Linked DNA regions of Mus musculus: region 2 is linked to region 1. The links are chromatin contacts, found by Hi-C or POLR2A ChIA-PET in ENCODE. All regions are on one chromosome and are shown on one strand. The core of a region is the stretch at or near the end of the contact, and the rest is flanking DNA. Distances in the headings are between cores, read along the strand shown. Region 1 overlaps Hint1 (histidine triad nucleotide binding protein 1). Region 2 holds the start of Atox1 (antioxidant 1 copper chaperone).

The links. A loop is a pair of places that touch in the nucleus more often than their neighbours do. ChIA-PET counts read pairs that join two places held with the same protein, here RNA polymerase II (POLR2A).
Region 2: a map of v-Abl transformed pro-B cells shows a loop between it and region 1 (4-fold over the local background). The contact joins the promoter of Atox1 here to the enhancer-like site in region 1. A Hi-C loop is called at or near these places in 1 of 37 maps with a recorded cell type or tissue (v-Abl transformed pro-B cells). POLR2A ChIA-PET finds 5 or more read pairs at or near these places in 1 of 5 experiments (embryonic stem cell).

Annotation. Positions count from the first base shown.
Region 1 is chr11:54,870,101-54,874,615 of GRCm38, forward strand. It overlaps Hint1 (histidine triad nucleotide binding protein 1), which reads left to right. Exons shown (of 3, transcript NM_008248.3): 3 at 89-406. The coding sequence ends at 253. Among named protein-coding and RNA genes, the nearest start is that of Hint1, 6.0 kb to the left of the region's middle. Within about 2 kb of position 2,308, at least 2 of the 3 ENCODE cell types and tissues checked have a DNase peak (open chromatin) inside an H3K27ac peak, as active enhancers do.
Region 2 is chr11:55,459,138-55,463,652 of GRCm38, forward strand. It overlaps Atox1 (antioxidant 1 copper chaperone), which reads right to left and starts at 2,071. Exons shown (of 4, transcript NM_009720.3): 1 at 1,951-2,071. The coding sequence starts at 1,956.

The sequences.
Region 1 (4,515 bases), core at 1,058-3,557:
ATGCTCCACCGCCCCCAGCTTGATTGCTTGTTATTTAGTGGTCAGCAGTGTACATTTTCTGTGTTTATGATTTTTTTTTCTTTTGCAGCTTCTAGGACATTTAATGATTGTTGGCAAGAAATGTGCTGCAGATCTGGGCCTGAAGCGCGGGTACCGGATGGTGGTGAATGAAGGTGCAGACGGGGGACAGTCTGTCTATCACATTCACCTCCATGTCCTTGGGGGTCGGCAGATGAACTGGCCTCCTGGTTAAAGCAGGTTGGGGATAAAGTGTCCTTCTCTAGATAGTTGGCAAGCTCCAGTAAGATAAATGGCACACGTAGTTTTGCCTGTATATGGAGAAATTGAAGAGATCATTTAAAATTCTGTGCCTAATAAAAGACATTGTTGCACGTCTATGAGTGGATTTGTTACTCTGGAATCTGTGTGGTGGAATGCTGAGGGTAGGGAATGCATAGAGGTTCTCAGCAGACTCAGGGCCACAGAAAGCCAGGCAAAGGATCTACCACTAAGATAGGCCCAGAGCTTTAAGTCCAGTACTCAGGAGACAGGCAAGTGGATCTCTGGGAGTTTGGGCCAGGTTTGTCTACACAGTGAGACCCTGTGTCAAAACTAGAGATCAGCTCACAACCCAACTTTATCACATTTTTTTTTTCAAGGAGACCCTGGCATTGAATACTGTGGTAGTTTAAGTGGTCTTTAATAAATTACAAAATTTTGATTTGAAATATCCTCTCAGGTTAAATTATTAATTCAGGAGATTTCCCCTTTCTCATACACACACACCCTTTTTTAAAAAAAATTTTTTTTGAGATAGTTCAGGCTAACCCTGGTTAGCTTGAAGCTCACTATGTAGACCAGGCTGGCCTCTAACACATAGGTGATTCTCCTGCCTCCCAAGGGTTGGGATTATTATACCTCCTGGCCTTGAGTGTTTCTGGATAGATTAGGAAAACTGGCCTTTACATGTAACACTTTCTTTTTCCATTTTATGTTGTATTTAAAACATATGTATAGATAATGCATCTTTTAAAATGCCTTTCATGGTTTTCCTCTCCCCTGTCATTTTCCTGGCTTTCTGTTCTATGTTGGGGAAGAGTTTTGGAAGGATCTATGGCATGGTTGAGAATGAAGCAGGGAGCACGCGGGAAGAGTCTGCTTTTTTCAGGAACACTTCCTGTCCTGATGAACCGAGCCAGCATTAATACAGCAGGTAGATAACACCCATTGTCCTCCTCCTGCCCGGGACCTCTGCCTTTAATTGTCCTGGGACAGACACCCAGACTTCATATGGCAGCCAGTCTCCAGGATAGCCCACAAGAATCTCTTCTGGTCTTCCCATTCTTGTGTATTCAGAATGTGGGCTGGCCTGAGAGATTATCAGTATGGCAGAAGGAAGGAAGGTAAGAGTTCTGAGGTTAGGTCTTAAAGGGTGATCTGGTCTACACTGTGGTCTCTGGGATGCCTTCTGCTGTAGATGAACATTTATATCCAACAAATTCCTTACCTCTGCTATGATGCTGTAGGGAGAAGGGGCTTTTGCTAAGTGACAGAGAGAAATAACTGGATTCTGACCTAACAAAAGGCTGTGTGTAGCTCCTTTGCCATGTGAAGACAAGTCAGAAGACTCCATGTGTGACCCCTTACACGGTATTGAACGATGAGGAGTTGATGCTAGAAGCCACTCAGTTAATGGCACTTTACAGCATCTGGAACAAGCTATGTTGCTTGCTTGGGGGAAGCCAGCAACTGGCTGAGGAACTTCTAGAGCCCACTGGAAAGGCCTGGGCTGACAACAGAACTGTCAACAACTAGCAGTCCCTGTGAGCAAATCACACTGACATGGGATCCCTCTGGGGCTGGAGTTACAAGTGGTTTTGAGCTGCCACGTGGGTGCTGGGAACCCAACTCTTGTCCTCTGTGAGAGTAGCAAGTGCTCTTTCTCACTGAGCCAACTTCCGTCCTTGGCAGGGTGTTTTATTGCAGTTTAGAAAAGAGACTTGTTTTGGTGCAAAAACAAACTTGTACTTTAGTATTACATCATGAGGCATCTGCCTAGAGCAGCATAAATGTACGGGACACTTGCAGTTTCTGAACCCCCTCCTATTTGAGAGAGTCCTTGCCCCTAAAAGAAGCTGCTGAGGAGACCAGTAAGAAGTTGCTGCTCCGCCCAGCTGGGATGCAAGCCCTTGACTTAGGCTCTGCCAATCAGATGCACTTATCTGGGATTTTGAATCTGAAACTAATGACACAGGAACAAGGACAGTGGACACTTCATCCTGGTGTCCGTGGCAGCAGCTTCCAGTTGGCAGGCACAATGATGTCTGTGTTGTGAACCCTCAGATCCAGTGCTGAATGCCAGGGAAGACAACAGTGCAGGCTGGGTCCTTTGTCCGGTAATAGCGGAGTGTACTGCTCATTGGCTCTCTGGCAGTTTTTCTCCATAACTTGTTTTTATTTCTGCTTATTCCCTGAATTAACCTGTGAGCTATTCATTAAGCTTTGTTTCACAAAGGTAACTGACAAGTTAGTGGAATCCTAGAAAGTGAGATGGCCTGGTAAAGAATGGAGACTGCCTGATTGTACTGGTTTGGGATTAAGGCAAGGAGAATCGAGTGAACATCAAGGGTAGTGGAGTTTCAGAGTCAGAGCCTGTGAAAAACAGCAAAGGAGAGGAGTAACTCATTTGTGCCAATTAAGGGCATGGCATTGAGCTTCCAAATGCAGTCACCACAGTATTCTATAAAGGTTATGCCAAGAGAGACAGGGTTTCTAATATAGTCCTGGCTATCTTGGAACTCACAGACTCACCTGCCTCTGCCATCCAAGTACAGTGAGATAAAGACGACAAAGTGTATAGGCATTCACCACCATACCCAACTTTTATTATTATTCCTAATATTGCTGAAATTGTGTTTTGTGACAGGGTCTTATGTAGCTCAGGATGACCAAAACTTGCTGTGTAGCAAGGATGACATGGCTTTCTGATCCTTCTGAACTTCCTAAGTTCAGGGGTTAGCTGTATGAACCACATACCTAGCTTTCTTTGTTTTTTTGAGACAAGAACTCATATGGGGTTGGCCTTCATCTTAATACATAGTTGAGGATGGATGACCTTAAACCTCTGGTCTTCCTGCCTTTATATAAGTGCTGGGATTATAGGTGTGTGCCACCAAATCAATTTCGTATTGCTGAAATCTTCACAGTAACAATATCAATTCTAAATAGTAATTAGCTCACTTGTCAATTTAAAACCCAGGGACTTTCTGTGACTCTGCTGTATAACTTTGTAATAATGTTTTGTTTTGTTTTGTTTTGTTTTATTTTGAGACAGGATCTCTCTGTGTAGCCTAGGCTGTCCTGGAACTCACTCTGTAGACTAAGCTGGTCTCCAACTCACCGAGATCCACCTGCTTCTGCCAAGGCAGTCTGCTAGGATTGAAAGCATGCCTTTGTAAGAAATTTTGCAAAACACACCCCAGCAATGGAAGATCTGAAAAAGTGGCAAGTCCAACACAGTTGTGGGTTCTCAGTGCTGCCAAGTGCTGTTTGCTTAATCAACACATGTATAGAGTCTGCTAGAAAGCTAAAGCATTGATCAGGAAAGGGTGGCAGCTAAATATTTGGGATGAATTGTGCTAGAGAATTTGGCTGACAGACCGCCTTTGTGGGGAGAGAGGGAGGAAGGGAGCTAGGGGGAGAGAGACCAGAGGCCTCATGACTTTCTGCAATAGGTAGCATGTGTGTGCATGCATGTGGAGGCCCAAGGCTGGTGTCAGGAATTTTCTTGGTGGGAGTTGTTGCTTCATCCAACCCCTGAGATTACGTGAGTGTCTGATAAACTAACTGGTAAACCTTTAGCTATCAGGAGACTGTAACTAGCCACTGTGTCCCATGCCTGCACATCTATCAGGGGACCCTAACTAGCTACTGTGTCCCGTGCCTGCACATCTCTACTTTCAGCACTTTGAAGACTGAGGCAGGAGGATTGAGAATTCAAGGCCAGCTTGGACTACATATGGAGATGCTGTCTCAGAGAAGAGGGGAAGGGATGAAAAGAATAAAAAGAACAACACAGCGTTTGGAGAGGTGGCTCAGCAGTTAAGAGCACTGCTTGCTCTTGCAGAAGACTTGGGTTCAGGTCCTAGCACCCACATGACAGCTCACAGCTGTCAATAACTCCAGTTGTATAGGATGGTGCCCCCTTCTGGTCTCCATGGTACCAGGCATTCACACAGGTGCATATGCAGGTAAAACATGCATATACATAAAATTTTTAAGAAAATCTAAAAAATGTTTTAAAAGCCAGGCAGTGGTGGCACACACCTTTAGTCTCAGCACTTAGGAGGCAGGGGCAGGAGGATCTCTGAGTTCCAGGCCAGACTGGTCTACACAGGAGCTCCAGGACAGCCAAGGCTATTAAACAGAGAAACCTTGTCTTGAAAAAACAACACATGGAGGGACCCATGGCTCCAGCCGCATATGTAGCAGAGGATGACCTTGTAAGGCAACAAT
Region 2 (4,515 bases), core at 821-3,320, 590 kb after region 1:
GTATTACTATATTATATATATTAATTACTTCAGAAAGCCAGTAAGTGGTATGATTCTTTTATAGACACTAGAACTGGAAGAGTGAGAATAGAGGGGGAGTAGGAGGGGGAGGAGAAAGAGGAAGAGGAGGACACTATTCCTCTAGAGGACGCTGAGTCTTTGAACACTGGTGTCTTAGAGTCCTGTTTACTAGTATCTGCACATCTCTGATGTGCCCGACTCTCTCACACCTTGTTACACTGTCTCCTTTATGTCTCCTTTAATCGCTACAATGATTCAAAAAGCCAGGAAACTCTACCTTGTGAGAGATCAGAAGGCTGAAGCTCCGGGGTTAAATACTGACCCCAGGAGACACAGCTCATGAGTAGGAAGGCCTAGGCTGGAGAGAGGACACAAGACTTGAACTTTTAACCAGTGAGACCCATGTTAAATTGGAGTGGAAGCCTGCCTACCCAGTTCTACCCCACTCGACCTACATCAACATAAGAGTCACTACTCCTTGGGGACAGATGGGTCACTAGCTGTGTTAAATATGATGATATAACTCCAGTTAATACCAACCTCAGTCCTGAAAGGTCTGTTTTCAGTCCTGATTTTACAGATGAGGAGACAAAGGCTCAGAGAGGCAGAACAACTTGCCTGAGGCTGCCCAGCTGGCAAGCCAAGGGCAAACTTTCAGGTTTCTGGGTTAAGCTTTGGTCTGCAAACTATCTTGGGTAAGACTTACTTCCCTGGCTAGATTGGAGGTAGCACTTGACCAATACCTCCCTGCACTTAGCAATTTGTCTTGATAAGGTGCCTGTTCATCTCCCATTAAATCCTGTGTCCCCAGAGGCAGACACAGAACAGAGAGGCCCTCAAGCTATTTTTTTCCTTCACTGCTGCCCTCTGAAGAGCAGCCGGGCAGCCTCCACTCTGGAATCCTGAGGTCACCAAGGAGTCTGTCACATGGACTAGCTTGACTGGCAGGATGGACTTTACCAAGTTTTTTTTTTTTTTTTGGTCTGTGCTTTGTGCAGACAGGGTCTGAAGACAATGGGCAGGAACCACAAGAATGACACCTGAGAGGTTTAAGGATTTGTACCAGGAAGAAGCCTCAGGTTCATTCCCAGAAGATAAGCTGCTAAAACACAGAATACTCCTGGGAGACCTCTGGGTTGAGAGGCACTGGGAGGAAAATGCTCTCCACTCCACAACTCTAGACCAGCATCTCCGGAACTCAGTTGAGATTAGAGCTTGCCCCCAAACAAGTACAACTGGTTTTGCCCAGCACTTCCCAGGTGGTCTGGCTCCATCTTGTATCCTACCTACCTAGCTAGCTCCCAACAATAAACGCTTTCCAGCAAGCACTGGGGTTTTTCTTCTCTTCTTGTGTAATGTGCCAAGGCCTCATGTAAGGCCTTCATTTTAAATTAAGCAATGAGACTAGAAGCCGCCATGCAAAGGAGTGGGGTGATTTCAAAGGCAAGATAAGCGCTGCTCTCGGCTCCTTAAACTCTGCTCTGAGCTTTGGGATTCCTGGTTGGGGAAGAAAGTACCCTGTCGGCCCAGTGCTGAAGTGGAAGCAGGGCAGTGTGGGCAGGAGAGATGAACAGAGACATGCTTCTCTGGAAAGCCTGCAGGCGGCAGGGTATGCATGTGGAAAGGCCAGGTACCCGCATTCCTATATGGGTTCTCTGCCCTACCTCCCTGCCTCAGTTTCCCCATTATGCAGAAAAGGATGGGGCTGCCTCTCGAAGACTCTCTAGGGCGATCCGGAGGCCTGTGTTCTGCACTACACTGCTCTCTGCAGCTTTCCGGAGGGTCCCGAAGCCGGAGGACCGTGCGGAAGGTAAACTGAGAAACGACTGCAGCTCTGGCCACGGCCTGCGCCCTGACAGCAGCGTCGGGCTCGGAAACAGTGCATCCGGGCTGGAGACAGAAGTTCCCGCGGGTCGAACGGCCACTTACCGGCATGACTGACGCGGCACACACGGGCAGTGGCAGCGGCGACGACGACTGGAACTCCTCTCCCGGACACCAAAGCTGCGCTTCCGGAGAGCGCTCCTGAAAGCCCCGCCCTCAGGCCAACCCATCCTTCGGCCAGGCCCCGCCCTAGGGCTGGGCTCCACTTATGCCCCGCCTCTTCCGGGGCTAGCTTCGTCAAGGCCCGGCCCTTTGAGGAAGGATCTGCTAAATTCCCTGTCCCTTCCGGTCCAGTTAGAGCTAGGTTCCTCCCTTGGGCTGGCCTCCTCTTGCTTACCGTGCCTTTCGATATGAATATTTCACTAGGTCCCGCCTCTCTTTTGGGTTAGGTCACGCCCCTCCGGACGCGGAAAGGCCAGGCTTTTTTGAGGTCAAGCTAAGGCTATCTTGTGGAGGCCAGACCTGCGTTTTCTGCTGGGTCATTTCTGAAACAGGGCTAGGGAATGCAAGGCCAAGGCTCTGGGAATAAAAGATCTGGCATCTCCCTAAAGGGACCATCTCTCTTGCTTACCACTCAACTCAGTCCCTAAACTACAGTGGCCTGACCTAGGGCGCCAGGCCTGTTGACCCGGATACTAACGTGGCTGAGGCAGAAGATTTCTGGGTTCAAGGCTTACTGCGGCTGCAAAGTTCAAGGGCATCCTGGACTTCTTGAGACCCTTTCCTGAAAAAACATATTAAAAAAGAAATCCAAATTTAAGGCACATAGTAGATAAATTCACAACTGTAATCCCAGTGCTTGAAAAGTTGAGGCAGAGCTGGGCCAGGTGGTGGTCATGCCTTCCTTCAATCCTGGCCCTCTGGAGGCAGAGGCAGGTGGATCTCTTAAGTTCAAAGCCAGCCTGGTCTACAGAGCAAGCTCCAGGGCTATGCAAAAAACAAACAAACAAACAAACAAACAAAACAAAACAAAAAACCCATGAGACTGCGTCCTTCCCACCCAATTATGGCAGCCCCAGTAAACCGAGTTACTGCATGGGTAACTGACACCCATGAAGAAGATTGGCTTCCTCAAGAGTGCCAGAAGGACCAACCGACTGGATCTATCTCCTCTACCAGCCATTTGTGTCCTTGAGCTGGAGGCTGAGAGGAGATCCCTAAACTAAGTAGGCAATCTGCCATTTTGTGTGTCAGGATGGGTTCAGTCTGAAACCATGCTATAATTTGAACATAAAAGTTATAAGAAGTTGGCTAACAGGGGAAAGCCTAAGAATCTAAGACTAGCTGGATGGGGTAAGGGTGGCACACATGTGTCTATAAACAAGCATTCCCGGGGCTGGCGAGATGGCTCAGTAATTAAGAGCGCGCCGACTGCTCTTCCAAAGGTCCCGAGTTCAAATCCCAGCAACCACATGGTGGCTCACGACCATCCGTAACGAAATCTGATGCCCTCTTCTGGGGTGTCTGAGGACAGCTACAGTGTACTTACATATAATAAATAAATAAATCTTAAAAAAAAAAAAAACAAGCATTCCCCCTACACTCCAGAGGCTGAGGCAGGGGATTTATGAATTGGAGGCCAGTCTGAGCCTCATGAGAACCTGTCTTAAATAAAATGAACTAAAATAAAATAAATGTAAGAACATAATAGGCTGGGCGATGGTGGTGCACGCCTTGCTCCCAGCACTCGGGAGGCAGAGGCAAGCGGATTTCTGAGTTTGAGGCCAGCCTGGTCTACAGAGTGAGTTCCAGGACAGCTAGGGCTACACAGAGAAACCCTGTCTCAACCCCCCCAAAACAAAAACAAAAACAAACAAACAACAACAAAAAGAATTGGAAGCAGGGGGATTGCTGAAAGTTCAAAGCCAGTCTACACTACAAAACACCATGTCCCAAGCACTAATAACCCTTCACCCTGATACAAAAGTGTGATGGATGTGAGAAGATTCAACTGTCCAGAAGGTTAAGACATAAGTGTCCGAGAAACAGGTCCCCCTGCAGAACGTTCTGGCTGGGAGGCTTCTGGGAAAGCATCTATATCCCCAAAGGGAACTGATACCACTCTCTGCCTCCTTGCTCCAACTCCACATAACTTCTAGAGAACAAGGACCTTCCGTCTAGCTGTCCATGACAGAAATGTCCCAGAGGCTGATGCAAGAGCCACGGAGCTAGTGCTGAGCACTGATGGCCCCAGACTTATTCTGGGGGAAGGGAAGCCATCTTTATTTCATCTCCTGAAGTCAACTTTCTTTACTTGCCCTTGACATGCCTCACTGAGAGTCCTCACCTGATGATGTACAGCTTGCTTCTGGCCTTAATGCACCTAGTGTTGCGATGTCACCACACACAGTTCCCTAAAATTAAAAATAGAACAAATTGGTATGTGAGGAATTGTCTGCCATTTAAAGTTTTGCTAGATTGATTGACTGCCTCTCAGAACAAGGGAAAAGGTTATTCTATCTATCTATCTATCTATCTATCTATCTATCTATCCATCCATCCATCCATCTTCGACATAGGGTTTCTTTTGTATAACTCTGGCTGTTCTGGAATTCAGTCTTTAGACTAGTCTGCCCTGGGGCTCAGAGATCTGCCTGCCTCTGCCTCCTG